Regions from separate parts of the Mus musculus genome. Here region 1 is linked to region 2. Evidence: chromatin loops called from intact Hi-C (ENCODE). Cell type or tissue: gastrocnemius. All regions are shown on one strand.

Region 1 (2,500 bases), 200 kb before region 2:
AGGGAGGGGGTGACGTAAGTGGGTTCAGTGCTCCTCCAAATCCTCTTCTCTCGCACAGAGACTTTGCATGTACAGGGTTAAAACAAACCGTACCACTTAAGGAGGGTTGAGAGCACCTAGACAGGACAGACTGAACTAGACATACCTATCCATTCGTGTCCCTTTTCAATTCTTCCACAAGCCCCCCCTGAAGTACCCTTCCTCTTAGTCTCCGCGATCCTTAAGGGAAGTCTTTTTCCATTGAGTTGAATTTGATTCCACATAATGTTCTTACCCCCTTCCGCTTACTCGTCTCCCCCATCCCACTTCACTGCTAAAACCCAAAGCCAAGTGGGTGTGTGCGGTTGGCACGCGGGGTGCGGGGATTAGAACCCTGACTGAAGACTGAAAGAGTGGTCCTTTCCCAAGTCACTTACCGCCTATGCCTCCAGCCGCTGCCGACTCCTGAAGTGTCCGGAGCTCACGCAGTCCTCTCAGAGACTCATACTCCAGAGCTGATCTCAAGGCAGCTGTTCCCCTTGCACCCGCCCATGTCTGACAGCGCGCCTGGTAACACGCTTTAGCCTTCTCTTCCTTGGTCCCCCACCTCCCTGTTTTCTCCAGGCTGGAAAAGGATAGGGAAAACGAAAAAGGGAGGGAGTCGATTTAGACCCAGCTGGGCCACCCTCAGAACAAGGGAAACAAAGCTTTCAAGCATCCAAGCCCCGAATCGGGGCGGTGGAGCCGACTTCCTAAAAAGAATCCTCCCACTGCAGCCTTCCCTGTGCTAAAAATACAGCGGCTTCTCCGGGGCGAAGTGGCCAGCGCTGAAGCTCCTGCGTTCCCCTTTTACCTCAACCGATTCAGTTCCGGCCAAGCCCATTCTCCACCCACCTCAGAACTCCTCAAACCCTCGCCTAGAGAGCACGGGCGGGGTCCCAGCAAAGCACCCAAACCTTAGATCACGACTTGAACGCAAAGTTGAGAGAGAGAGAGGGGGAGTCAGTGAAGACCCACAAGGAGACAGCGCCAGAGGATCCCCTCCTCGCAGCGGTTAGTGCTGCACACCCGGCGCCTTCCTAAAAAGAAAGGAGGAAAAGACGCCAACGATTGGTCGAAACATATAGGAAAACACCGGCCCAGGGCAGGGACTCCAACGCGAGTGGGAGGCACTCCCGCAGGACCGCGCCTGAGAGACTTCTCGGTGGTACCTGGCCGCCCCACTGGTATACCGCACCCGCGGGTCAAAGCCTGGTGCTCTCCCCAGGCAATCTGAGCAGATGGAGTACATAGCTCTTTCTGTGTCAGACTAGGCCCAGAAGAGAGGTGCGACTATGAGGACTCCACCTAGGGTGGAGTTCCTTAAAAGGGACAAGTGGCCGCTAGAGGGGAGTGGAGTAGGAGGGGGTAGAGATGGGTGGGGCAGAAGAGGCGGAGGGACAGAGGAGGGGGTGGGGCGGGCCCTAGGAGCCAGGAGCCAGTCTCGCCCCTGGCGGCCGTCTCAGTTGGCCTCCTGCAGCTGCAGGTATGACTGAAAGCCTTTTCGGTGCATCCTTAGTCCCCAGCAGGGGTTTTCAGGCACACTACTTGGTCAACTATCCACCCAGACTTAAGCACTCCAAGGGAGGTTGGGAAGGGTGTGGTGATTGGGAGTAAGAGATTTCTAGGGAGAAAGGGAAGCAGAATGGGGAGTGCCAGTAAGATGGTAACAGTAAATGGATTTTTTTAACCCTCCCAGTTCTCCATGGCAACATGTGACACTAGCAAAGACAGAGGGGTCACAGTGTCTTTTTAGGGATGAAGCTTAAGAGGAAAGAAGAGCTGGGTGAATTTTCTAGCAATAGGAGGTGAGAGGAAACTAGGTAAAGATGAAATGATCACGGATTGGCAACAGGAAGGCTTTCTGAGTCTCCCAGCTCTCTAAGAATAGAGTTCTCAACCCCCTGAGACCGCCTCTCAGCTAAGCATTGGCTAACATCCCCGAAGAACTGGGTCCGTAGAATAGAAGCCACCATCTTTCCAGCATTTCCTTGTCCTTGCCTTAAAGTCTGTCTCTAGTTCATTTTAATGGAAACCCAGGAAGTCACAGACAACCACAGCCTCCTTCCAGTGCCTCTTCCCTACCACAATTCTGAGAGAGAGAGAGAGAGAGAGAGAGAGAGAGAGGAGAAACAAAGCGGAGGAACAGAAGGAGCAGCCAAGCAAAAGAAATAATAGGTTCCATGTCTTCAGCACCTCATATGGGCAGTTCACTAGGCCAGGTACCATTATAGTCCTCAATTTTCCTTTATTCCTCATAACAACCCTAGACAGCAGGTAGCACTATATTTTTATGTCCCATCAGGGAGTAATGTAGATTGAATTCGGGGCCTAGTGTATTCTAAGCAAGCATTCTATCACTCAGTTGGATCCCCAGCTTATGTTTCTTCTTGTTGTTTTTTTGTTTGTTTGAAATAGGAGGTAATCTTATGATAGAGCTCAGGCTAATGCAGCTTAGACTGTCCTCAAACTCACCACTCAC
Region 2 (2,500 bases):
GATGAGTTTTCTGAAGTGATTTTGATTCTGATTAGAGTTAAAGATGCAATTTCAAGAAGTAATGAGAACACTCAAGAGAGCCTGGGGGTGATGTGGAATTCAGATCCTGAATCATACAATGTTCTGGCAAGCATCTATGTGGCTATTTTTGTCAAAATGTGTAGAATGGATTTGGTAGCTGATCCTAATTTTGCTGTATAAAATGGACAATGATAAGGATGAGCTCAGATTTGAGTATCCAGATGAGTGATAATACAGATGACCTGAAGTTCCTATATTTGCCCAGAAAGATACCTTTACTTCCTACAGCCACAGGCTTGATACTGCTGCAAAGTAAACTTGGACTCTCATCTCATGAGCACAAAAATTACAGTGCAAATTGAATGCCCATCTCCATGTGGTACCTGCTTAGAAAGCATGACACTGGCGGGAACATGATTCTGGAGAATGGAACTGGTCTCATCGAGTAAAAGCTTGAGGAAATTGGGAGTGCCTAAATGCTCAATTCTTTGCCCATAGAAGCAGCCACTACATTTTTATCTAAGAATAATACAGCTTTTCCTTAAAAAAAAGAAACTAAAGTGGCCTCCATGGAGGTAGCTTGAAGAGACTTGATTCATTTCTACCACAGCCCTTTGCTCCTAGCACTATACAGATTCAAGAATCAGAAGACTTCTAAAGGTGAAATATACAGCCTCTAAAAGAACTATATGATTTTTCTAATGTAGACCAAAATACAGGGATAACTATGAGAATAGATATTAATGGCTCAGGACAATTTTATTGATGTGGATGCAATAAGCAGAGGATTTGTAGGTGAAGGGTTAAGAAGGCACTCTGTTTGTTTAGTTCCTAGCTGAGACATGAATGAAAACATAACCTGTACTAACTGAGGTTAAAATGCCATAGCTGTGAAGCTGGAGAGATGACTCAGCAGTTAAGTGCACTGCTCTTCCAGAGTCCTTGAGTTCAATCCCAGCAACTGCATGGTGGCTCACAACCATCTGTAACGGGATCTGCTGCCCTCTTCTGGCAAGCAGGTGTACAAGCAGATAGAGCACTCATACATAAAAGTCCTTTTAAAAAAATGTCAGAGCTGCATCGATCTACTACTACATAGGAAGGAATCTAAACGCTTAGGGAGATGACAATGCTCAAGGTTTTTAGTCTACAATCTATTCATTCATCAATACTGGGAACACAAAGCCAATGAGAAACAGATGTGTAAGAGGACCCCTAACCTCCTCCAGCTCTCTGATCACTTTCTTCTATAAGCCAAAACTTACAGTGGTAATTGCTACCACTTAATTGGGAAGCCTAATAAAGGGGAAGTGGGTGCTAGAATAATGGGCAATGTGAAGACATTTTACCATCAAAGACAAGAAGGGTAAACTTAAGTACCAACTCACAGAAACCTATAGTTTTGGCTAGTTGATCATAGTGCCCCTATAAATGAACTAGATGGGATATCTACTACATTCTTATTTCATCTACATAAATGAAGTAATTTAGGTCAAATGATCAAAAGCCTAGCATGAATCATAAAATATCATGGCTGTTCAACTGGTATCCATCCAGATTTGTACCATTTCGTAAATCCAGAGAACCTCTTGAATGAAAGAGAAGGTTGGTTCAAGTATAGGAAGGACGCCGACACAATTCCATTCAGGTTACCTATTCAGTTTCTATAGAAGACATGGCTATTAGAAAGTGGGGTACCACATACTTAAGAAGTTTCTGACTGCAATTACAACTACAAGACCAAATGTACTTACATACCAACTCATCTATTGATATAGGAATCCGCGTTTCCTGTTGTGTATAAGAAGGCTACTGATTTATTTCTGTTAACTTTGTATCCCACTACTTTGCTGAATGAATTTATAGCTTTAGTTTTCTGGTGGAGTTTTTAGGGTCTTTATGTAAAGAAACACATCATCTGAAAATAAGGATACTTTATTTTTTTCCTCTCCTTTATGTATATACTTCTTTTCAGGTCTCTAGCCCATCTTCCCAGCTCTCTAAATTTCAAACTACTTCTAGATGTGGCTTCCAGAATCAAGTGAGCTAATTCCTTAAATGAAATGTGTCTTTGTCTTTCTATACACAAACACATCTGACTGGGTCTGTTTCTCTGGAAAACTCAAACATACATATTAATGTATAATCGAGGATATGTATATGAACATTTAAAAAACAGTAAAGGAAATTGAAAGTGATTAAAACATTCAAAAGGAGCTCATTTGTTGTTGTTCAGCACACATGTAATTCCAGCTCCATGGGATCTGACACATCATATGTGTTATGGAACATGTTTTTCTGACAAATGCTATCACCAAAAAAATCCTTTAGTATAAGGCTTTCCTTAAGGCTCCAAGCCAAGGGCTGGGCAGTAGTGGCTCATGCCTCTAATCCCAGCACTTGGGAGGCAGATCTCTATGAGTTCTAGGCCGGCCTGGTCTACAAAGAGAGTACCGGGACAGCCAGGTAAGAAACTAAA

What was found. A loop is a pair of places that touch in the nucleus more often than their neighbours do. Peaks named below come from ENCODE experiments on the same cell type or tissue, not always from the same donor. Only the 100,000 strongest peaks of a DNase experiment are listed, where the experiment ranks them.
Region 1: a loop joins it to region 2, with 8 times the contacts of the local background. A loop is called at or near these places in 17 of 42 quality-filtered maps.

What each region holds. Positions count from the first base shown.
Region 1 is chrX:153,358,400-153,360,899 of GRCm38, reverse strand. It overlaps Klf8 (Kruppel-like factor 8), which reads right to left and starts at 1,287. Exons shown (of 8, transcript NM_001357183.1): 1 at 1,191-1,287; 2 at 936-1,058; 3 at 417-604. In gastrocnemius, no CTCF peak of the experiment used is centred here; DNase peaks (open chromatin) are centred at 505, 853, 1,194 and 1,410; H3K4me3 peaks cover 1,628 bases; H3K27ac peaks cover 1,063 bases.
Region 2 is chrX:153,154,018-153,156,517 of GRCm38, reverse strand. All of the region lies in intron 6 of Rragb (Ras-related GTP binding B), which reads right to left. Among named protein-coding and RNA genes, the nearest start is that of Rragb, 15 kb to the right of the region's middle. In gastrocnemius, a CTCF peak has its summit at 1,034 (motif pointing left); a DNase peak (open chromatin) is centred at 1,006.